Regions from separate parts of the Mus musculus genome. Here regions 1 and 3 are each linked to region 2. Evidence: chromatin loops called from intact Hi-C (ENCODE). Cell type or tissue: left cerebral cortex. All regions are shown on one strand. Links, peaks and the distances in the headings refer to the core of each region. The heading gives the core; the rest is flanking DNA. Region 1 overlaps Syne1 (spectrin repeat containing, nuclear envelope 1). Region 2 holds the start of Gm30617 (a long non-coding RNA gene). Region 3 has its middle 5.3 kb from the start of Vip.

Region 1 (8,512 bases), core at 403-8,402, 470 kb after region 2:
TTCCTCCTCAATTTATGCTGCTGCTGCGAATTGCCTGTTGCTTTCTTAACGTGTGATCAACAGCCAGATGGCTTTTTTTGTTTGTTTGTTTTTTAAATCACCATAGGTGTAGGTGTTCCAGCTCCTGCTAGGAACATCAAAACTTTCAGTTCTTCAGAAATGTGTTAAAGTTCTTCTCTTACTATGGCCAACACGTGTGAAGTTAATGTTTAAAACAAATTATCAAAACAAGAGTGCCTAAAAGCGATTATTACCAGCCACTGCAAGATGCTGCTATTAGAATTTTAAACTTTACTTCTTTTGTTATATTACTGGTAATTGAGTTCATTATATTTTAATTTCTTTTTTTTTCCTGTACAGTGCATCCTGTATTCCACAGTTTATATTCAAACCAGGCCTGTGTCCAGAAAACTTAGGACACTTCATTCTTTTTTTTTATTTTTTATTTTAATTTATTTTTTATTAGATGTTTTCTTTATATACATTTAAAATGCTATCCCGAAAGTTCCCTATACCCTCCCTCTGCCCTGCTCCCCTCCCCACCCACTCCCACTTCTTGGCCCTGGCATTCCCCTGTACTGGGCATATAAAGTTTGCAATACCAAGGGGCCTCTCTTCCCAGTGATGGCCAACTAGGCTATCTTCTGCTACATATGCAGCTAGAGATACGAGCTCTGGGGGTACTGGTTAGTTCATATTGTTGTTCCACCTATAGGATTGCAGACCCCTTTAGCTCCTTGGATGCTTTCTTTAGCTTCTCCATTGGGGGCCCTGTGTTCCATCTTATAGATGACTGTGAGCATCCGATTCTGTATTTGCCAGGCACTGGCATAGCCTCACAAGAGACAGCTATAGCAGGGTCCCTTCAGCAAAATTTTTCTGGCATATGCAATAGTGTCTGGGTTTGGTGGCTGATTATGGGATGGATCCTCGAGTGGGGTAGTCTCTGGATAGTCCATCCTTTCATCTTAGCTCCAAACTTTGTCTCTGTAACTCCTTTTATGGATATTTTGTTCCCTATTCTAAGGAGGAATGAAGTATCCACCCATTGGTCTTCCCTCTTCTTGACTTTCTTGTGTTTTGCAAATTGTATTGTGGGTGTTCTATGTTTCTGGGCTAATATCCACTTATCAGTGAGTGCATATGTAATGACTTCTTTTGTGATTGTGTTACCTCACTAAAGATGATATCTTCCAGATACATCCATTTGTCCAAGAATTTCATAAATCCATTGTTTTTAATAGCTGACTAGTACTCCATTGTGTAAATGTACCACATTTTCTGTATCCATTCTTCTGTTGAGGGAAATCTGGGTTCTTTCCAGCTTCTGGTTATTATAAATAAGGCTGCTATAAACATAGTGGAGCATGTGTTCTTATTACCAGTTGGGACTTCTTCTGGGTATATGCCCAGGAGTAGTATTATGTCCAATTTTCTGAGGAACCTCCAGACTGACTTCCAGAGTGGTTGTACAAGCTTGCAATCCCACCAGCAATGGAGGAGTGTTCCTCTTTCTCCACATCCTCGCCAGCATCTGCTGTCACCTGAATTTTTGATCTTAGCCATTCTGACTGGTGTGAGGTGGAATCTCAGGGTTGTTTTGATTTGCATTTCCCTGATGATTAAGGATCTTGAACACTTTTTTCAGGTGCTTCTCAGCCATTCAGTATTCCTCAGGTGAGAATTCTTTGTTTAGCTCTGAACCCCATTATTTTCATGGGGTTATTTGAATTTCTGGAGTCCAGCCTCTTGAGCTCTTTGTATATATTGTATATTAGTCCCCTATCAGATAAAGGATTCGTAAAGATCCTTTCCCAATCTGTTTGTGGCCTTTTTGTCCCTATGGAATTCTCTGGCAAATGCATTTGGTGGACTCAGCTATTGAGTTTCATAGTGTCACTTCTAACAATAGAAATCCCCCTCATGTCTCATCCCTCATCGCTCTGTCTCTGTCTCTATCTGTCTCTGTCTGTCTCTGTCTGTCTGTCTTTCTCTCCCTCTCTTTCTCTCTTTCTCTGTCTCTCTCTCTCAAATGCCAGGAACTGTCCTTGCAACCCTTGGTCCACTTTACATCTGTCCTTTCATCTCTTTCCCTACATCATGTGTGAATAGTTCAGTTTTTAAATATGCAGCTGCAAATTCCATTGGCTATACCACAGACAATATAGTCACTTGTTGATGGTCACATGATGCATTTCCAGTGTAAATCATCACATCTTGAATATCTATGGGTGTCTCATTCTTGGTTGTTTTAACCTAAGTGAAGCTGCTTGGTGAGCATATGCTTAAGAAACTGACAAGGAATTTCAACAAAGTATCCACACCAGGCAGGAGATCTCCAGGACATATGCGTAGTTTTCTATTCTTACTACTGTGATTGATTGATTGATTGATTGATTTGTCACCTCTTACAGACACATAGAGGTTGTTCGGGTTTTTAACTTGTATTTGCCTGGTGGTTAATGAATATATATATGTATACATACATACATATATATTCTTTAATGAAATACTTACTGAAATTGGTTAGTTTTTTGTTTCGTTTAGTTTGCTTTGAGACAGAGTTTCTCTATGTAGTCCTGGCTGTCCTGGAACTCCATCCACAGACCAGGCTGGCCTCAAACTCACAGATATCCCCCTGTCTCTGCCTCCAGAGGGTTGACACTAAGGGGTGTACTACTACCTCTCAGAAATTGGCTAGTTTTTTAAATTGTTGTTGTTGAGGGTTTTCTTATAACTGTGCAATCCCAAACAGAATCTCTACTTAATTTTATATGGAATTGATGATTCTAAATTTTATATGTTAAAAAAAATAGCCTAAAGTAGTCAGTAATTTTGTGAAAAGGTAGATCTGGGAAGATAGCTCAGTGGGAAGAGTGTTGTGTATCCAAGTATGAAGACCTGAATCAAAAGTACCAGGCCAGCACCCACAGAAAACAGAGGGTGCGTGTAGGTCTGCAGTCAGCACCCACAGAAAACAGAGGGTGTGTGGGGGTCTGCAGTCAGCACCCACAGAAAACAGAGGGTGCGTGTAGGTCTGCAGTCAGCACCCACAGAAAACAGAGGGTGCGTGTAGGTCTGCAGTCAGCACCCACAGAAAACAGAGGGTGTGTGGGGGTCTGCAGTCAGCACCCACAGAAAACAGAGGGTGTGTGGGGGTCTGCAGTCAGCTCCCACAGAAAACAGAAGGTCTGTCTGTCTGTAATCTCAGCACTGGGAGGGGAAGCAGGGAGATTACCGAAGCTTGCTTGACAGCCAGATTCATTGAAATGGCAATCTCTGGGTTCAGTGACAAAGTCTGATCTGAAAAACAGTGCAGAGATGGATTGGGAGAGTATGTGGTGCTGGCATCTGGCCTTCACAGGCCTGCACATATATATGTGCGCATACACATACAAACAGGAACACATAGCTATCTTCTTCTTTTTTAATTTTTAAAATGGAACTGTAAGACTTCCCTTACCCGGATCACCAACTGTTTAAGCTCAAGAATAATTAAATAGAGCAGGAGAGCCAATAAGACAAAAAGATAAGTCACTTACTCACAGTCACTGCACTTTTGACAATGTTGCAAAGCACCTCAGTGGAGAGGTTCTCTTCCATGAAGGATGCTGGGATATCTGGACACTCATTTGCACACATTTAAAGAAGGGACCCTCAGACCTCATCACATCACACACAAAGGCCTTTGAAACAAAATTGGGAATGGCTTGTATCATGACTTTTTAACAGGTTTTTAACTTAACCACGTCACCAAATATTGTTTGGTTTTATCTGTTATTGGTTTCTTTCACCCCACCTTATGACAGAGAGAGAGGAGCATGAAAAAACATTTTAAAATTTGAAATATTTAGGTGACTCATGTAAGACTGAGTTGGAGAGCAGACTGGATTTAAATTAAGCAGTATTAACTAACAGGAGTATGGCGTCCATGGTTGGTATCCACACCTGTTTCTGAACACATTTGTGCTATGATATATTAGGTCTAATCCAAGGAAACTCACTCCTATCCAGGTGCTTGAGAAGTGAGATATTTTCTTTAATCATTACAGCCAGGGCCAGTGCTGTGGACTCATTGACTTAGTAAGAGAATATCAGAGCTTGAAGTCAACAGTGTGTAACGTTCTGGAAGATGCAAGCAATGTCGTTGTGATGAGAGCTACCATAAAGGACCAGGGGGACCTTAAGTGGGCGTTTTCCAAGGTAAAATTTATGTAATGGTCTAGTGTGTTTGCTCACATGTTTGCTCTTCTGCACAGTAGTTCCTGCTTCTACATTTAGATGCAGATAATTCCTGTTAACAGTTCAACTTTTTTTAAATATGAATATCCTAAAATTGTTTTAATTCAAGAAAATGATACATACATATACATATGCCTTTGTATGTGTATATGTAAAGGTGTGTTATATGCACATATACATCATATGCATATGCATACATATATATGTGTGTATGCATATACAATTATTCATTTCTGCCTAAAGCCAAACAAATTACGTCTTAGAGGCAAATGTTTTTAAATCCTTATCACTAACTGTTTCACTAATTAAGGAAACATTTTTGTCCGCAGCATGAAACTTCCAGGAATGAAATGAATTCTAAACAGAAAGAGTTGGATAGTTTTACCAGCAAAGGTAAACACTTGTTATCTGAGCTGAAAAAAATCCACAGCGGCGATTTCAGCCTGGTCAAGACAGACATGGAGAGCACCCTGGACAAGTGGCTGGATGTAAGAGCGCCCCCTGGTGTCCGTGAGTGGCTTGCACACAGGTTCCTCAGTCAAACCCGTAGAGGATTAACCAAAGAACAGAACTCCACTTGGACTTTTTAGAATCAACTCCAAAGTGAGGAAAAGTCATGTTCACATAGCAGTTGGAGGTAGTAAGAAGCTACATGAGTTAGTCTGACAAAACCTACAGATTTCTGGAGTTCCATTTAATAACTGTAAGCATGACAAATTCAACGTAGAATGTTTCCCTTCTCAAAATGCTGGAGTTATGGATAAAAATTGGATAATTTATTCATAACTGATAGAAAACTAAATCACAATAAATAGCGATTTGCAGTATCGAGGCTGTAGCTTTGCAACAAAGAGCATCGGTCTCGTAGTTTGAAGGCATGGCTTTTGGTTTTGACACCAGCATTCATCAGCCTCATGGCCAGTTGCTATTTTTTTTAATATCAAAGATAATGTGGAAATCTAATTAATGCCCGTCCATATATTACAGCATTATAAATAAAACTACATATAGTTGTAATGACATTTTTGAGAATTCTGGAATTTTGTCTTAAAAACAAACAGAAACATTATAAGAATGTGCTTTGGTTTTAACACCAGGTATGAGATATGGGGCAGCTTCTGACTGTCTTCGGCAGCTGACTGTGATTTGCCTCATGCTCTAGCAGAGGCGTGGTTTTGCCAGCTGCAGATAGTTTCTAGGATTGTGTGACATTTGGAATTCTGGGAACTTTTCAGAGGGTGTAAAAATGCTAGGGCCCTGAGAGTCAGGGTTGGTTACACTTTGATGGTAGTCGTGGTTGAAGAAGAAATACAAAGGAAAGAAATTAGATTCAGGGATCTCTTCACTTTTGTCTCTCACCTCAATCTTCCTTTTTCTTTCCTATCTAGTGTAAGGGAGGTTGAGAGGGTGGAAAAAGAGGAGAGAAGGGTGCAAGAAAGAGCTACAAAGTAGCAAAGATCAGCTACATAGAGTGGGGCTTTGAAAATCAGTACAGGGCTGGGGGGATGGCCCAAGAGTCTTGGCTGCTCTTGAGGAAGGCCCAGATTTGATCCCTAGCAACCACACAGCAGCTCACAGCTGTCTGTAACCTTAGACCCAGGGGATCTGATCCCATGTTCTGACCTCTGCAGGCACTATACATGTGTGATCATACACATACAGGCAGGCAAAACACCCAGACACATAAAATAAGTTTAAAAAAAAAAAAAGAAAGAAAATAGATATAATGTCACCCTGCAGAGCCCTAGAGCCCTAGTTCCCATAGACTCTTTTTTTTTGGGGGGGGGGGGTTCAAGACAGGGTTTCTCTGTGTAGCCCTGGCTGTCCTGGAACTCACTTTGTAGACCAGGCTGGCCTCGAACTCAGAAATCTGCCTGCCTCTGCCTCGCAAGTGCTGGGATTAAAGGTGTGCGCCACTACCGCCCAGCTCCCATAGACTTATGTAGTGCATGTGACGTGTCTGTGCATTCTGAAGTACCCTTGCAAATGAAAAGTGAATGTCTCAGAATGCAAACAACCCTGTCGTCAATGGATACAGTCTATGTGATAGCATTCAAGGCAAACGAATTAATGTACAATAATTATTTTAAAATGTCGTCTGTCAAAATATAATTCATCTTATCAAGAAAGCATTTGTAGGGGACTGGGGGTCCGGAAACCTCAGATTGATGACCTGGCTCCTATTTTCTTTCCCAGGTTTCAGAAAGAATTGAGGAAAACATGGACATGCTGAGAGTGAGCCTGTCCATCTGGGATGATGTCCTTTCAAGGAAAGATGAGATCGAAGGATGGTCCAACAGCTCTCTCCCAAAGCTGGCAGAAAACATCAGCAACCTAAACAACAGTCTCAGAGCTGAAGAGCTCCTGAAAGAACTGGAGGTAACTGACTACGTGTCCATGTAGTGGCTGGGACATATCATTTCACAGAATGAGGAAAAATGGGTATTTCTAGGTCCATTCCGCTTTTTAAAAATTTATTAATTTTAATTTTTTAAAATGTATTTATTGACTCACTTTACATCCGGATAACAGCCCTCCCCCCAGTCTCCCCTCACATGGCTTACCCCCTGCCCATATCCCCTTCTCCCATGGGAAGGCGGAGTCCTTCTGGGTTATCACCCTATCCTGACATACTAAGTCACTGCAGGACTAGGTGAATTCTCTCACTGAGGCAGTTCAGTTAGAGGAACAGGATCTACTATCATGCAGTAGATTCAGGGCCAGCTTCCATTCCCTTTATGTTGGGGAACCCACATAAAGACCAAGCTGTTCATCTGCTACATATGTGTGTGTGTGTGGGGGGGGGGTGGTCCAGACCATAATTTCTCTTTTGTTAGTGGTTCAGTCTCTGGGAACCCTCAAGGGTCCAGGTTAGGTGATTCTGTTGGTTTTCTTGTGGCGTCCCTATTCCCTTCCCATTCTACTTTCCAAAGACACAAATAAGACAAAAGTCACCTTACTTCCGCTGTTGATCTAAAACACCAATAAGGCTCTAGTTCATTCATTTTAAAAATGGTTTCTTACTTGGGACTGGTATTAGTGACCTTTCTGTTGCTGTGATTAAATATGCAGACAGAAATCATCTTGGAGGGAAAGGGCTTATTTAGGCTCATGGTTCCAAGAATACGGTCCATCATAGCAGAGGCAGCATAGTGGCAGGAGGTGGGAGGTGAGCCAACCACACTTCTTGTTTACACAGCAACTAGACAGAGAAACCTGAAAGCATGACTAGAGTATAAACCAACCCCACTAAGGTATTTCCTCTGACAAGGCATCCTCATAAAGCTCCCATGTCCTTTCCAAACAGTGCCACCAAATGGTCACCAAGTCTTCCAATGTGTAAACTTGGGAGGACATTTTTCATTCAACATGTACCAAGGAACTTCAAACATTAGAAAAAAAAAAGTCCATAAACTGTCCAGTTATTCTGATAATATGGTACCTTCCTTTGTGAAACCCAAATAGAAAATGATTGTAACTTTTTGTGCATAGTGTTCTTCATTCAGAAAAAAAAAACACACACACACATCTTTTACTGAGAACTTACATTGTGCCATGGTTATGTTTGGCACCATGTTATCCTCTATTTATGGAAATAGGGGAAAGCCACAATTGCCTGACCTTTTAAAATTGACCTGGCTTATTTATTTTAAACAATTTTCAACCCCATGTATTGCATTGGTTTTGAAATTTATTCATGGCTAGTGTTTTGGTGATCTGATACACACTGAGTCAGCTGGGAAGAGAGACCCTCAAATGAGGAATTGCTTCCACCAGATTGGCATCTGCAGCATCTCTTGATTGATGATTTAGGTAGAAGGAGCTACACCTGCACTGGTGGCTCTGTATGAGCAGGCTGTGGGGAGCAAGCCAGTGAGCATCCTTCATCCATGCTTCTTGCCTCTTCTGCTTGCGTTCCTGCCTTGACTTCCCTCAGTGATGGACTCTGACATAGGAGCATAAGCTAAATAAGTCCTTTCCTCTCCATGTTGCTTTTGGTCATGGTGTTTATGACAGGTAAAGTATTTGCTGAGGCCCTGATCTTAAATCCTCAGACCTCTCATAAAGGCCTGTGAATATGTTGGTCTGCCTATAATCTTATCTCCAAGAATCAGTGGCTGGCTGGGGAACCTGAGAGCATGCTGGCTAGTCAGACTGGCCAGATCAATAAACTCTAGGTGTAAGTGCGAGACCCTGCCTCTCTATATAAGATGGAGAACAACTGAGCAAAATACTCATTGTTGACCTCTGGCCTTTATACACAGGTACA
Region 2 (8,512 bases), core at 171-8,170:
GTGCTGCCAGGGCAGTACTGGTACTTTCTTACAGCTTTCATTTATATCCTGATGATGGACGGCTGATGAGCATCTTTCCATGGTACTTGGTGCATTTCTCAGGGTTCTCTAGAGTCACAGAATCAATGGAATGTCTCTCTATATTAATGGAATTTATTGTAATGGCTTACAGTCTGAAGTCCAGCTAACACAACAATGGGCAGCTGTGAATGGGAAGTCCAAACATCTAGTTGTCACTCAATCCCAGGATTGGTCTTCTGTAGAAGTAGGTTCCAACAGATGTGCTGGCAAGTAAATGCAAACAATCAAGGAAGTGAGTAGTCCTTCTCTCCCAAAGTCCTTATGTGGCCTTCAGCAGAAGGTGAGGCCCAGATCAAAGGTGTGAACCACTGAGCTTGGATCTGGAATTTGCTTTGTCCCAGGCTGGCCTTGGACTCAGACAGCTGCTTGCCTCAGTCTCTGGGGATTAAAGGCGTATACTACCTTGCCTGGGCCTAAACTTTTCACAGCCACTGTGCCTCAAGATCTCCATGTCAAGATCTGGGTCAGATGCCTGTCTTCCCACCTCAAGATCTGAATTACAAGTGTGCCCTCCATTTCTGGATTGTACTTCATTCCAGATGTAGTCAAGTTCACAAGCAGGAATAGCCATCACAATCCAGTGATTTGCTACCTTGACATAAATCATGTCTCATGTCCAAATGAAACAATAGCCAGGACATTAAAATACACCTAGCATGATATAACTCCCTTGTAAAATTGCAAATGCACTGTAAACTTAGAATAGGTCAATGTCTCAAGTTCAAGTGGATCAAGGACATCCACATAAAACCAGATACACTGAATCTAATAGAAAAGAAAGTGGGAAAGAACCTTGGACACATCGGCATAGGGGAAATTTTCCTGAATAGAACACATGGTTTATGCTCTAAAATCAACAATGGACAAATGGGACCTCATAAAACTGAAAAGCTTCTGTAAGACAAAGGACGCTGTCATCAGGACAAAATGGCAACCAACAGACTGGGAAAAGATCGTTACCAATACTACATCCAATAGAGGGCTAGTATTTAACATATACAAAGAAGAAGTTAGAACCAAATAACCCTATTTAAAAATGGGCTACAGAGCTAAACAAAGAATTTTCAACTGAGGAAACTCAAAAGGCTGAGAAGCACCTATAGAAATGTTCAACATCCTTAGTCATCATGGAAATGCAAATCAAAATGACCCTGAGATTTCACCTCACACCAGTCAGAGTGGCTAAGATAAAAAAAACTCAGGTGACAGCAGATGCTGTCAAGGATGTGGAGAAAGAGGAACACTCCTCCATTGCTGGTGGGATTGCAAGCTGGTACAACCACTGTGGAAATCAGTCTGGTAGTTCCTCAGAAAATTGGACCTGAGGACCCAGCTATACCACTCCTGGGCATATACCTCAAATATGCTCCAACATATAACAAAGACACATGCTCCACTATGTTCATAGCAGCCTTATTTATAATAGCCAAAAGCTGGAAACAACCCAGATATCCCTCAACAGTTGAATGGATACAGAAAATGTGGTATATTTACATAATGGAGTACTACTCAGCTATAAAAACAATGAATTCATGAAATTTGCAGGCAAATGGATGGAACTAGAAAATATTATCCTGAGTGAGGTAACCCAGTCACAGAAGAACACACACAGGATGCACTCACTGATAAGTGGATATTAGGCAAAAAGCTTGGAATACTCAAGATACAAGATACAGATAATATGAAGCTCAAGAAGAAGGAAGACCAAAGTGTGGATGCTTCAGTCCTACTTAGAAGGGGAAAGAAAATAATCATGGGAGGTAGACGGTGAGAGAGACTTGGGAGGAAGAGAGTATGGAGAGGGGAAAAGAAGGAAGAAGGATCAAGAATGGGAGGAGATGGAGAAGTACAGAGGGTCATGAACTTTAACAGAGGTGTGTAGCAATGGGTGATGGGAAACTGGGAGTAGGCACTAGAAAGTCCCAGAAGACAGGAAAGCAAGATGTTCCCAGGACCCAATGGGGATGATATTAGCTAAAATACCCTACAAAGGGGAGGGAGAACCTGTAGAGACCATATCCAGAATTTAGGCATGGCCCCTGATTGAGGATAGGGCCACTCACCCATCTCAAAAATTTTAACTCAGAATTGCTCCTGTCTGAAGGAAATGCAAGGGCAAAAAGTGGAGCAGAGACTGAGAGAAAGGCCATCCAGGGACTCCCTCACCTGGGAATGCATCCCATCTGCAGACACCAAACCCAGACACTATTGCTGATGCCAAGAAGTGCTTGCTAACAGAAACCTGATACTGTTTCTTAAGCTGTCTTCTTAGAGGCTCTACTAGAGCCTGACCAATACAGATGTGGATACTTGCAGCCAACCATCGGACTGAGCATGGGGACCCCAATGGAGGAGTTAGGGGAAGGACTGAAAGAGCTGAAGGAGTTTGCAACCCCATAGGAAGAACAACAATATCAACCAACCAGAGCCCCTAGATTTCCCAGGGACTAAATCACCAGTCAAAGAGGGACACATGGAGGGACTCATGGCTCCAGCCGCATATGTAGCAGAGGAGGCCTCATCTAGCATCAGTGGGAGGAGAGGCCCTTGGTCCTGTGAAGGCTCCGTGTTATTGATCAGATGCTTTATTCACCTGTCTCTTGTCTTTCAATTTGTTAGCATCTTAGAAGAAACATTTTCATTTTTTCCCTATTGTTCCAAATGACCTCCCCCCCCCCCTTTAAAACTTTATCTGCATTTATTTTATGCTGAATTTATCCCCGGGCCATGGGTTTTTGTTTCTTCAGTTTCTTCTAGGATATCTTTTTCTTCTGTGCAGCCTCCTCTTCTGGCTTTGGAACGATCTGTTCCTTCTCAGTGAGAGATGATGTCAATGTGGCAGGGGGAGCTCATGTGTGGGTTAATCCGGCCATGAGCTCTGTAGGTTCGTCGGCGATCTTAGGTACCTTGTTCACCTGGATATGTTCAATAACTAGAGAATCTACGTCTAAACCCTTAAGTTCAGCGTTACTCTCGGCATTTTTAAGCATGTGCAGCAAAAATTCAGCACTCTTTTTTTGGCCACCGACCCTGTGTCCAGCCCCACTGTTTGGCCTGGGCGCACCTACAGACTCCACCATTATACTGCCGGAATGGCACACATTGCTTCTTTAAAGTGACATCCTTCGGATACTTGGTGGCTTTCCGGATATGCATACCCTTGATGGCCTGGGCAGTTTCCCCGGTGTTCTTAAAGTGATTTGCATGATTTTGTGGGGTTTTCTGGGTCAAGAGAGTAGCGAACCATCGTGGCAGGTGACCTCTGGCCCATGATTTCCCTTCTATAGATCACGTTTTTCATGTTATAGCTAAGTAGTAAGTAATAATCTACTTACACAGCAATTTTCTTCCACCTTCATTTTTAGAAACTTTACATTAAAAAAAAATCATTACATTTATTTATTTGGGTGGGTACAAGCCTGCTATAGGGCATAGATGTGCAGGTCAAAAGTCAACTTGTGGAAGTTGGTTCTCTTCTGGTATCCCGTGGGGCCAAGGGATGAACTCTGGTCGTTAGGCTTGGCAGCAAGCACCTTTACCAGCTGAGCCATCTTACCAGCCCAGCTGTACACGGTATAATTTTATGTTTAGAGTCAATGATTAGTCTGCAATTCTGAGAAGAGTGGGAGAATTGTACTTCTTGTAAGACCCGGTTGACCCTGCTCTCTGGATTAAAATCTAGACCACAGGATTCCCTAATTGGTGCGTGTTCGAGTAAGAACACACATTATATTCAGAAGAGGCTGGCAGTGGCCAAGTGAGATCCCAGCTGGACATTCAGCTTGGCGGCGACTCCCTTCCATGGCCCCTCTGATCAAGCCGGAGAGCAGCCCGCGTTACCCACGACCCGTGTTTCATCATCCTGCTGGAGTGTGAGGTGAATGACTATTTTGTGTCCCTTGGATAACACTTTGACGGCAGATGCAGATTAACTGAGACCTTACTCTTCGTGAAGACCCTTCAGATTTGACAGTCCTGTGTATCAGTCAACTCTCCTCTCAGATGTCGGGAATGATGGATTAGCGATCCTGCTAAACCCCAGTGTGCCCATACGCATGGGTGTTTTCAACCTCGCTGTTGCCCACTTCATAGAATCAAATGCTGTCTTCACAGGTTAGCCCTGAGATCAACTTACAACGCACCAACGCTGTTGGGTACCAGAAGACGAACATTTCCAGGACTCTGCCTAGGAATCTTGCCATGCCTTTTAAACACAACTCGAAGGCCCTCTGAAGACTTAATAGGTGAGAGATGGATCGTTTCTCTACTGCCCTGACTGTATGGCATTTTCCCCTTTTCTTCAAATTATACTTCAACAGTTTGAACACCTTACCACGAGATGGCGCGCGTTCAACGCCGTCCTTTTCAGTGTTCATTCCTGTGAATCTAATATAAAAAGGGATGGAAGAATAGTATTGCTTTTCTATCCAATTTATGTTGCCAGGTTAGAAAATCAAGTACATATATATTGCTATATTAAAATAGTTATATTTTAAACAGTTTAACTTTTAGTCTCAGACGTGAAGGGTAAATCTCACTTCTTCAGTTCAATATTCTTCGTACAAAGCAAAAACAAAATCAGATGGCCACTTTTCATCTTGTGATTGAGACAATCATATATTAGATTTACTGGGTAATTAAACACTATGGCATTCACCTGAGATTCAAAGAAGTCTTTTCTGGCACCATAACTAATGTGTCAAGCTAGAGGACTGTAATGTTCAGAGCTCAAGTTATTGTTTTTTTTTTTTTTCTTTTATTAGAAGAAATCATTTTATTCTAGATATGGCGGTGAGAGTACATTTACTAGAAAAATGAGGAAAAGGAATCTAAAAAGATCTTAAATCAACACTGAGGTTAGATATCCACTATGTTTTGCTGATGTAATGCTGAGCTGCTACCTTGTAAAAAGTAAATTTATCCACAACAGAGAGATGGAGTCAGAAGCAAGGTACACTGAGAGATTTTATTTTACCTTTGTTTGTTTCTTTCTTTGTTTCTTTCTTTGTTTGTTTGTTTCTTTCTTCCCTCCCTCCCTCCCTCCCTTCTTTCTTTCTTTCTTTCTTTCTTTCTTTCTTTCTTTCTTTCTTTCTTTCTTTCTTTCTTTCTTTCTGTTTTTTGAGACAGGGTTTCTCTGTATAGCCCTGGCTGTCCTGGAACTCACGTTGTAGACCAGGCTGGCCTCGAACTCAGAAATCCACCTGCCTCTGCCCACCACGCCTGGCTTACCTTTATTTATTTGTACATGTACGATGTACATGTATGTGTGGAGACCAGAAGAGGGTATACCATTCCCTGGTCACAGGCAGCTGTAAGCCATCTGACATGGTGTTGGATCTGAACTCTGGTCCTATTATGCATGAGTACTGGACACTCTCAGCTATTTCTCCCACCTACCATGAGATTTTGTTTTTCCAAAGCCCCTGTGACACAGTGGTGGCACCTGATTCCTCCTCATCAGATGCTGGTGGCTTCAACTTCTTTCTCACTATTTTACCTTGGACAAAATCATTTTTTAACATGGATAAGCTGTTTTCAAAGCATATAGAAAAGAGAAGACTGCCTACCTATACTATTGATACAATGGTTAAACTAGAAAACACAAGAGAAATACTAAACAATTGTGACATAAATAACTAAACGTAACTAGCATTTCAGTTTCTTATGGCCAAAATGTTAATTATTATAATGACAGTCAAAATGAAGGAATCCCTTCCAATAACTATGTGATTTTTTCTTTTTTTGGGTTTTTGAGACAGAGTTTCTCTGTGTAGCCCTGGCTGTCCTGGAACTCACTCTGTAGACCAGGTTGGCCTCAAACTCAGAAATCTGCCTGCCTCTGCCTCCCAAGTGCTGGGATTAAAGGTATGCACCACCACGCCTGGCACGACTTTGTGATTTTTATAGCCAAAATAATCTTGTGTTAAATTTTTTCTCATCTGTATTACTGTGCTACTGATAATGAAAAAGCTTTTTGTCTTCAGTAGGACAACTAGGGAAGATAGACTTACTGCCAGATAAAATAAGCTGTTCCAGTATGGAACCAATGAACCTTTAAATAACTTCAAAGTGTTACCTTAGTTTTTAAAAGTTATTCCTTTGTTCTTAGTTAGAACATCTATTGAGCTCCTTCTGTATACAATGTGAGCTTGCTGGGTAAAGTCAAATGCAGAGCCTACGTCCGAGCCTACGTCTGAGTTCCATCAGAGAACCCAGCTTTTAAACTTCATACAGATAATAATAGATGGCTTAAGTGTTTGCTTCCACACTGGCTCATACTTTCTAAGCAAAAGTATTTCAGTTGTATCCATGACTGACTTCCTTGTTCTAAAGGGTGGATTAAAACTCCTTTAAGGTAGTACAGGAGATTGTAAGATGACAAAGGAGGAGAGCATTGTTGGGTCAGGCTACTGCTGAACTGATATGCTAGACCCAAGATGGAGGCAAGCAGATCCTCCCACCCCCCAAATAAACCAGCGCTTACACGAACCTACAGATGCTCGGGACACAGATGCACAAGCAATATTTACGCCACCCCTATATTCTGTTGGGACCCAGTTGGGAAGAGACAAGGAGAGTGCCTAAGAGAGTGGTTAAAAGGTGATGGTTTCTTATCACTCCAAGGAATAGCCCTCTGGCCTATGTGAAATGGGGATATTGAATGTCTGTGATTGAAGTACAGAGGGAAGAGGGGTGTGCAGCCCTTCCCACCCTTCCTAGCTGCTGGAGCTCAGAAACTTACCCGTGTAGGGGCTGTCTGAGAAACCCCAAGCTATTGCCGGTTTGCAGCAGCGGGCTTACATTTGACACCCATTGGTGTTAGACCAACTTGGTGAGCAAAGAGTTGTCTTATCCCACTGGGGAGCTGACAGAAGGAGCACGGAGTGTCAATTACGCCAGTGGGGCATCGTCCTAGGGACTCATAAGCCTTAAGAACTCAAGCTGGATAAGAACACCACATTCATTTCTTTCTAACAATCCATTCCTGAGAGGGAGTGTGTTGTAGTCGCGATCACGTCTCTTTAACACTAACAAAATCCGTTTCACTTAGAATTATTTCTAGTAAAATTTCAACCTCTGCTGTTTATTGCTCCAAATGTTACTCGTCTCCTTTACCTTCAGTGCTTTGCCTGTGTGGCTAGAACGTTGTGGGAAAATCTGTGTTATGTGAGGTACTTGGAAACTCACTTTATATTCTTTTTTTTTTCATGATTCATTAATTTAACGTTCTTCAGCATGGAGTTCAGCTAAGGGAGATTTATGGTTTACAATGGTAATTTTTATTGTTAAGAGTCAAAATTATGTCACATTCACATTTTCATTGATCCCTACCAAAAACTGAAATAGCATTACACACATATGTTTGAAAAGTGTGTATACTTATATTGAATTAACATAAGTACTATAATAGTATGTTAACAAAATATTGAGACAAATCTCATGTTCCTTATGTATCCTAATGGTTTTCTGCACTGATGAGCAAAGTTTATGATATGTGGAATTGTTGCATTTGAGACTGATAGTCTACAGGCACCTGGTTTTGAGTTATCAGTGTAGAATTGTCTAGGATGTTTTGAACTCTGAGCGTGTCTATGAGAGTTTTTGTAATTTGGGTTAATTAAGGTGTGAACTGTATCAACTATAGATACTTTCCTAGGTTTGCTTCATTTGCTCTCATAAAATAAGTGGACAAAGGCCAAATATGAGAAAAGGATTATTTCACTCCCAATAAGACATTATGGGCCAGCATCAGGAGGGACTCAATGTGACAGAACTTTGAGGAAACTTGCCACATAAATTCCCACAGTCAAGGGCAAGTGGCTATGAGTAGGCTATCGCTTGCCAGGCTCAGTTCAGTATAATCAGTCCAAGCATGATCATGAAATGAACCTGCTTAAATTCAGGATGGGTATTCGCCCCATAGTCCTAAGTGTTGCTTTTAGAGTTCCCTGTCCTTTTCATGACTGTTCAAACTTTGGAAGAGCCGAGAACGTGGGGTGACTTCTTTCCCTTCCTCTGTCGTCAATGGTCTCTTAGTCCTGCCTCTCTCTGTGGTTCCACCAGAGGGCAGAACCAACCCACCTAAGGCCCAGCTTGCAACTGTCTTCTTCAGTGTTTGATATGAAACTTCTTTGTGCTTCTTTCAAATGGCTGGGATATCATTGCTTTGAAGATTTGCTGTTGAGAGGACCCAGAGACAAGCTCTGGAGTTAGAGTACAGCTTTGCTAGTCATCATGTCCATGATTTGAGAATCTGTTTGGGGCATGTTTGTTTGTTTTCCCCCTCTGAGCAATGGTTTTTTCATCCTTGTAAAAGGAAAGCAGCAACCTTGCCTTTTGGGCAGCTGTGAGTATTAAGGGAGTTTAGACATACCTCACACTCTTACAGATAAGACTGGTGTGTAGTGTGCTCTATTCAAGGGAGAGTCCC
Region 3 (8,512 bases), core at 155-8,154, 160 kb after region 2:
TCAATTTTCTTTACTTTATTGTCCTCTAAGATTTTAGTCTCTCTTTGTTGCACTGAGGGCCGGCCAATGCAGTGAGAATTATCTTGCTAGAGCTTAATCATATTTTCTAATCCATTTACAAGAAAAATTAAATGAATTAAATTTCAAAATGTCTGGAATTTTGTTGTCCAGCTGACAGGTCTGACTTAAGCCAGAGTTCCTGTGGCTTAATTCCAGGAAATCTTTTTTTTTTTTTTTAAGCTAGTTGTTACAAACTAGAGGTTAAAATAGTTTTCATATGGATCTTCTTTTTTTATCCTGAGATCATTGTCACCAAAACCCTCGGTGAAACAACTTCATTGAAAAGAAGCACCAGGAAATAAATAGGTTAGGGATCACGAAGAACTCCATCCTGGAGGAGAAGAAGCCGCAAAATCACATCAAGGCTTCTTATCAGTGGTCCAAGGAAGCACGAGGCAATAAGAACAGTTTCTCCCATCATCACGATAAAACAAAATAATAAAGAGAATTTAATTTTATTTTTACCTATCGAGGAAAATAGACTAAATCAAAGAATCAGTTCTTGCTACAGATTTAAACAGGACATAAACTCATAGAATCACAGCACCATCTGCAGTTCAAAGTCGTAACTCTCAGATTTAAAACAAACAAACAAACAAAAAGACCATGTTTCTGTATTTTGTTTGTTTGTTTAAAGAAATAGGGAGAAATCCAGAGATCCATTGACCAGCTAACATAGATTCTTTTTTCTTATGTTTATCATAAGGAAAATGACTATATGAAATTTGTCATGAGTAATCTAGTAAACAAAAAGCCATATTTACTGTTTAGCTCTGCCTCTTCCTTACCTTTCAATACTTCGTCTTTCCACAGTCTCTTCAACTGCTTTCCCTATGCAAGCAAGCCTGCTCAGCACAGCATAGAAAACCTTCACCCAACTCTATAGCAAAGGCAATCTATTCCTGCTCCAAATAAATAAGCGATGTCTGCAGTAGCTCTTCCATCCCTCCCATGTTTACTAAAGGCGATGAGAGTGGAATCCAGTTTCCTGAGGGTCTGTCTTTCCATAAAGGGCCAGCCCTATTTTGAAATTGTCACCAACACTCTTGGTGCTAACTCGTCAGGTAATCACGTAGCTTGTAAAGATATCAGCATCTCCATTCCCACTTATTGTCAAAAGAACCAAAAGCAATGCCGGTGAACTGTAGCTCTGTAAACTAAACGGAGGTCATGTGGAAGTGACTCTGAAGATAAGGCAGAAATCCACGTTCACCTTTATTTTCTTCCTGCAAAGGGCTAAATGAACACATGGTCACTAGGGGGAATGAATGCCTCCCTGTGGCGTATGCCTGTGTCTGTGATACCTATGTCTGTATAATTCACCTGCACGCAACCTCAGCTGGAAGACCTTATATCATTGCCACCCTAGGAGGCAGGAGCAGTGAAGCCTACATGTAGGACCAAGGAGACACACCCAGTTGCCTTTTATATGTAAGTTAAGAGGGACATTTATATCTTTAGAAGATCAAAATCATAAATGTATTTGGGACACATAAAAATTATATAAAATTTAAGCATCCATTTTCCTATTTTGTTGATTGGAACATGGAAATGCTTTGTCATATACATCCATGCTGTGGCTTCTTTTGAACTACAACAAACAGTTTGAAACCTTCAAATCCTGGTGATCCCTCTGATCTTTCATTGAACAAAACTTCTTGGGGCTGGAGAATTAACTCAGCAGTTAAAAAGTTTAGCTCCCAGCACCCACATGGCAAGAATATACTTGAAATTCCTTTTACTTTTTTACTGCATTATTAAGGTGTTTTGACAAACATGTGAGCTAATGTTTTGACATGTGTATGCACTGTTTAAACTTCAAGTCAGGGCAAACCTATAACCTTAAATATTTATTATTCATTTATGGTGAAGATATTCAAGGAGATTTCTTTCTGATGTTGTCTGCCTGGCATTTACCACAGCATGGACACAACTGTAGGTTATTATGTTAAATGACACAGGCAAGGCACCGAAAGACAAGAGGGACATAACCTCACATGAGAGATCTAGAGTTGATGGCATGGAAGTTGATTAGGGCAATTACCAGAGACTGAGGGCTCAGGGGGAGGGAGAGAAGGTTGACCACTGGGTGTTAAGATACAAGTTAGAAAGTTTGGACTTAGAGACATGTCCCAGAAAGGACGGTGGGTTCCCAGCCCATTCATGTCTGCTACTCAGCATCTTGTCCATGTAATCTACGTTTCCATCACAAGCCCCCACAGCACTGGCCCAACCAACTAGAGATTAAAATCCACAGCATCATGAGCCAAAAATAAACCTTCCCTCTGTGTAATTTGATTACCTATGTTTGAAGTTTGAGTAACTAACTAAAGAAATTTGAGTAGCTAATCTTTTTTGCTTATAATTCTTTTAACTTTGACAATTCAAATTTCTTTTCAGAATTCTTCTATTCTTGTTATGCTAGTGATTTGGTGAAAGTAGTGTTACAGTAACAGTTAATTTTCTCTTGAAATTGTGCTGTTAGAAGTAATTTCATGTTCTAACATTTCCTAATGAATGCGGTGGCTCATTTTTATTGTCAACTTGATCCACTAAGAAAGTAGTTGGGGCTTTTCTGAGGCACCGCTTTTAGTATATTTGTGAGCATATTTTGAGGGAGGTTTTACTGAGGAGAGAAAACCCACCCTGCATGTGGGCAACACCATCCCATGACAAAGGTGTGTAAGGTGAGCACCAGCATTTATCTTCTGCTTACTGACTGCAGATGAAATGTGCTCAACCGTCTCGTGATTAGGTTACTATGCTTTCACTCTCATGACGGATGGTGAATCAGAGTAAACCTTAAGTTGATTATTGTTAGGTATTTGGACACAGAGATGAGAAAAGTAGCTAACTTAATTAATCATAAGCAACTGGAAACATGGTGATTTCAGGGGCATGATGGCAAACAACCTCTCCCCTGACTCTAAAACGTCATTACCCATCTTCCTCAGAGATGCCGGGACTCCTACAAAGATTATTCATTTCAGAACCCCCCTGCTTTAAAATTACATGAGAATTTCTGTGCTATGAATTCTGTGCGTCACAGATATGCTGTTAAAGTTGTTTAACAGAAACTTTTCTGAAAGTAGATTTGAGAGAAGAGGAAATGGTAGAGAAATTACAACTTCAGAGAGTTGTAAGATGAGAGAGTTTAAAGAGGGGATAATAATTCAAATAAATATTTCTTATAATTAAAAAGCAAACTTGATTACCTTCACAGTCACTGGTCCTATATTCCCTCCCACTCCAAGCCCACATTCTCAGTAGTCAGTCTTTAACCCAGGGTTCTTCTAGGTTTACTGATGGGTGAAATGAGAAACAGTGATGTCTAGTGGCTGGCTTGAAATTTATGCTATCTACTGATCAGGTGAATGGGCTCTGTACCATTGCACCCATTCTGCACAGCAGAAGAACTGGTGGCATGGCATCTCTATGCCTTGGAAATGGTGAGAATTGAGGGTCAGGGTGAGGACTAGATGGTAGACATCTACACCATCTACTAAGTTTGAGACCGAACAGTAGAGGGCAGCATGGCTTCATTTTGTATCTAGATTCCATAAGACACAGCAAGGCAAGTAGAAACACTCAGTAATACACAGGAAAGGGAGAGAAGGCAAACCAGTATATGGCAGAACTTTAAATCTGAAAATGATTGGATTTGCACATGAATAATAGGAATAATAGGATTACACTTTGTGTGGAAACAGAAGTTTGAACAAATACTTTAATGCTACATAAGCTGTGAATATTTATCCTGCTACTTGGCAGTAGCTAGGAGGAGCCCCCCCCCCCCACCCCCCAGGACTCTAAATCACATGTAGTATCAAACCTAGCTTAAAAGAGACAGAAACCTGGCCACAGAGCTGCATCCTGGGATAGGTTTCCCTTGTCCCTGTGTTCCCAGCCATGTGTTCTGGTCCATCTTGGCAATTCTAGCCAATCTCTAATATTGGCATCAATGTCATCCTTAGACAAATCTTCAAAGCCTTCTGCATAGATGCATGGACAAAGAAAGGCCATTTTAGCTCACAGGAAGCTGTCAGAATGATGAGCAATTGATTTTTGAAGCCTGTGGTTGAAACATAAATAAATGAGAATACCATTCCAGTCCTTGATGTTGCCTGAGTTCCTTTAGAAGAGGAGGCTGGATTCAGTGCTGGTACATATCCAGAGGAAAGGTCAGTGTGCTGTCAGAAGCCCCACACGAGATCATGACTGGGGAACGTGCCAGGCATGAGTCAACTCTAGGCACAGAGACCCAAGGCAAGCATAGCAGCATATTCCCCAGCTCCTGTCGCTTCTCCCTCAGGAAAGATACTCTGAACTTCTAGGAAGCACACCCTGTAGTTATTTGATCAATCCATCTTGTCTTAATCCCCATTCTAATATCCCGTATCTGAATCATTTTATGGCAGCTTTTAGTCTAGGAGACCAATGTCCTCATCCTAACTCAAAAACCCACAGCTTTCAATTAGCGGGGAAAAAAAAAAAACTTAAGATGCTACTGTTTTGAGAAATTATAGCAACTCCGCATCCAAAAAGGGTAGGCATCATTGCACGAGGATTAAATTGGCCGTGGAGTCTGCTAGTGAACAACCCACTGAACAGAGAGCATGCTCTAACAACAGAAATGGTAGGTGCTGTGGGGGAGAGGATATGGCCACATTGCTGCTTGACCACTGGGGTAGTTTTTGTTTTGTTTTGTTTGTTTGTTTGTTTGTTTTGGTTTTGTTGTTGTTGTTGTTGTTTTCCTGCAGCTACCAGAAGATGCTGCCCATTAAATAGAATACTTGAACTCTCGAACTGGCACATGGGAGAGGAATCTTCATTGGAAAATTGTGGTCCCCCTTCCTGCAAAACTGGGCTGCTCTTGAAGATCCCGATAAGGATAAGGAGTTTTCTTGACCCTGGGGGCACTGTAAGTGTTCCATGTAGCTAAGTCACACTTGTTACTGGTGCTCTCCCTTTCTTCTCATGTTTAGAAAGTGGATGAATCTAGTAGCCACATCCTGAAAAAGGAGTGAAATAAGGGGACTCTGACACCTGAGGGATGATGGTCTGCTTCTTTACTGGGTATGCAGCAGAGTGTGCCAGCTATGTAGCCTCAAATTAATAGGAGTCTGGAAAGGAAGGCATAGAGCACAGTTTTAGCCCGAATTGCAAATTGCAAGATAGTTCCAACACTAGAGACTATGTTTAACCTGTGGTTTCCTTTCACGGTTTTCTAGACTTCTAGAAAATTGCTCAGAAATCACTACATATGCTAATGGCAGAATTCATGGTTGCAGTAAAACACTACCTAGATCCTTCTACTGCTTTATAGCTACAGTACCTATGTTTGGAGTATTGGCGGCTTGTCTTGGCATTGTTTAACTCATCTAGGAAATAAGAATCAACTTGTTCAAGGCCAAGCTTCCTTACCCAAGCAGGTGGGGCGATAGGGGGTATGACTCATAACCAACTTCTCTCAGTTTGGGACATCTCTGGAAAGCCTACACAGTTCCAGAATTTCCTATGGCATCAACTGAGGCTTTTATACAAAGTGGTCCTGTTTCTCCTTTACCCAATCTGGTTTTCTTCTCAACCTGAAGGGTTTGTGTATTCATTCCTGTCCAGGTAGCTTTAACTGTCAACTTGACGTAACTTAGAGTGATCTGAGAAGAGAGCTTTGATTGAGAAATTGAGTTGCTCTTAGACCATGCGTACACATCTTTGGGGGGGGGGGGGGGATGAATCGTGATTGTTATGGATTGTCTTGGTTGATGTAGGAGAGCTTGGTCCACAATCTCATCTCTCTCTGCTTCCTTACAGTGGACACAAGGTGACAAGGCACCGACCATTCTGAGAGCTACGCTTTCTCAGCCATGATGGATATTCTCAAACGGTGAGCCAAAACGTACCCATCCTCCCTTCAGTTGCATTTGCTGGGAATTTAGCCACAGATGTGAGAAAAGTCACGAGCATTCATCCTCACCACCATTGCTCAGAAGTGGAATGCCTTAAAGAGACACAAAGGCTGTTACATTAGGAATTTCAATGGTGTCTCGCTTTCATTCTGCTTCTCCGGGAGCAAGGAGTCGAAAGGAGGAAACTGCATCTTGCAGGCAGGATGTTGGCTCAGCTCCTCTGTCGCTGTGAGGTGAGTGACTACAGATGTTGGTCCACAGTGAACATTGATGGGCCCACGTGAGGGACATCGCTGACTGCTGATTCGAGGCAGGCAGAGGCGACAAAGAAAGCTCCCATGATCCAAGTCAGATAACCAGGTTTCCACTTCACCATCTGGCAGGGAGGCAACTCCGTCTGTTTTTGTACAAAGGCAAATTATAATGGACAAAAATATTAAGATCTGCAAAGGGTTATTATAATAGTAAGGTAGGCACTCTTGCAGTCTTAAAAATAAGGAGGATGGTCCATGCTGATACAGATGACTGAAAACATGAAGGTAAATTTCATTTAGGAATTATAGCAATTTTGGTGGACTGCAATTTAAAAAATGAAAACTATAAACTATTTAGTCTTCAGGTTCATTTAGAAAAATATGATATATATATATAATATATGATATATATTATATATAACATATATAATATATATATAAAATATATGTCAAAATACTTTATTTATCCCATGTTTGACTCAGAAATTTTATTTCCAAAAATTTAGACTAATTTATGAGCCTAATTAATTGCAAATCTAGATAATTGTGAAGCAAATTTAATTTCCTATATAAAGTAACAACTTTGTAGCAGAATATGGAAAACGTCTAAGCCACGGAGTTAGCTCAAATTAAAAAGGTCACTTGGCACTTGATCCAGGGAGTAGGTGGCTTAACTTAAGATTGTCACCTCTCTACTTCTTCAAGTCCAGCCCTCCAGTCTCACCCACAGCTTTGTAGCAGACTATCTACTGGGGCCTTTCCTTCCTTTTTGCTCCAGTCTCCAGTGAATCACACAGATTTCCCCCTCCTCACATACCCCACCCCTCCTCCATTGCTCTAGCATTGAAACAGAACATCTCCTACATGGCAAAGGGCATGATCATTCAGATAAAGTGGCAGTTTACAGAATGGAAAAAGATTTTTACCAAATCCATATCTGATTGAGGGCTAATATACAAAATATATAAAGAGCACAAAAATGTGGACATCAAGAAAACAAATGAGCCAATTAAAATTATGTACATATAAACAGAGAATTCTCCAAAGAGGAAACTCAAATGACAGAAAAATCTCAGACGTGTTTAACATTGTTAGCCACCAGGGAAATGCAAATCAAACTGACTTCAAGATTTCTTCTTACAACTGTCAGAATGGCTAAAATCAATAAAACAAATGACAGCTCACGCTGGTAGGGATGTTGAGTAAGGAAACACTCATCCCTCGCTGGTGGCAATGAAAACTTACACAAGCACTATGGAAATGGTGTGGCGGTTTCTCAGAAAGATGTCAATTGATATACCTCAAGATCCAGCTATACCATTCTTTGTCATATGCCCAAAGGCTGCTTCATTTTACCACAGATAAACTTCTTCAACAGTGTTCACTGATGCTCCATTATTAGTAGCCCCAAATTGGAAACAATGTAGATGTTGCTCAGACAGAAGAAGGGATAGATAAAGAAAATATAGTACATTTACATAATGGAGTATTCCTTAGCTGTTAAAAGAAATGAAGTCACAAAAATTGAAGATAAATGGATAGAACTAGGGAAAAATATCATCCCGAGTTGGGTAACCCAGACCCAGAAAGACAAAGATGACATGCATTCACTAATTAGAGACATTAGCTGTTAATGTATAGAAACACAGAGGTTAGGTATAGAGTAAGCAAGTAGGGAGGACAGATACATCTCTTTAAGAAATGGAGATCAAATAGATAATTATGGATGACTGGAAGGGTAGGTAGAATGGGGGCATCAAATGTGGTGAGTACGGGAGAGGGGAGCCGAGAGAGGAAATATGGGGAGAGACAGCTAAAAGTAAGGTCCATGTGAGTAGTCTGGAAACCTGATACAGTACAAACTTCCTAAAACTATGTGTAGATGAAGGCAATATAAATGAAGTGGCCAAATAATGGGAGAAACAAAGTCTCATCTTTCCATCCCTTGTCACCAAAAGGAACTTTTAGTATCAAGATTGGGTTACATATATCTAATTGAACTGTGGTCAAAGGATCCCCTGGGAACCCCCAACAACCCAGGCTATAGTCAAGACTGTATGTTGCTCTTCACAAACTGACAGCAAAGACTCATTGCTAAAGACAATGCCCACTCAAGCCATTGAACCTGGATGGAGGAGTCAACCTGGTGCCTTCACCCCTATCATCTAGTGTCTCTGGTACAGGAAGGCACTCTGCCAGTTACCAAAAGAGAAACATAAACACCAGCCCTTTGATTTACAAGGCTATGCTGCCCCCTAGTTATGCTAAGGTAAGGTGGCACAAAGCTTG

Evidence for each region. Hi-C counts contacts between places; a loop is a spot of excess contacts. Peaks named below come from ENCODE experiments on the same cell type or tissue, not always from the same donor. Only the 100,000 strongest peaks of a DNase experiment are listed, where the experiment ranks them.
Region 1: it touches region 2 in a loop (3-fold over the local background); 6 of 42 quality-filtered maps call a loop at or near these places.
Region 3: it touches region 2 in a loop (5-fold over the local background); 20 of 42 quality-filtered maps call a loop at or near these places.

What each region holds. Positions count from the first base shown.
Region 1 is chr10:5,314,034-5,322,545 of GRCm38, reverse strand. Syne1 (spectrin repeat containing, nuclear envelope 1) reads left to right here. Exons shown (of 146, transcript NM_001347711.1): 42 at 4,053-4,203; 43 at 4,572-4,730; 44 at 6,439-6,621. Among named protein-coding and RNA genes, the nearest start is that of Gm51757, 8.6 kb to the left of the region's middle. In left cerebral cortex, for the core only: a CTCF peak has its summit at 4,749 (motif pointing left); a DNase peak (open chromatin) is centred at 4,737.
Region 2 is chr10:5,786,760-5,795,271 of GRCm38, reverse strand. Gm30617 (a long non-coding RNA gene) reads left to right here and starts at 3,761. Exons shown (of 3, transcript XR_380053.1): 1 at 3,761-3,958; 2 at 4,195-4,325. In left cerebral cortex, for the core only: CTCF peaks have their summits at 4,425 (motif pointing right) and 8,146 (motif pointing right); DNase peaks (open chromatin) are centred at 4,414 and 8,138.
Region 3 is chr10:5,629,622-5,638,133 of GRCm38, reverse strand. No RefSeq gene overlaps it. Among named protein-coding and RNA genes, the nearest start is that of Vip, 5.3 kb to the left of the region's middle. In left cerebral cortex, for the core only: CTCF peaks have their summits at 633 and 3,586 (motif pointing right); DNase peaks (open chromatin) are centred at 3,590, 4,353 and 5,493.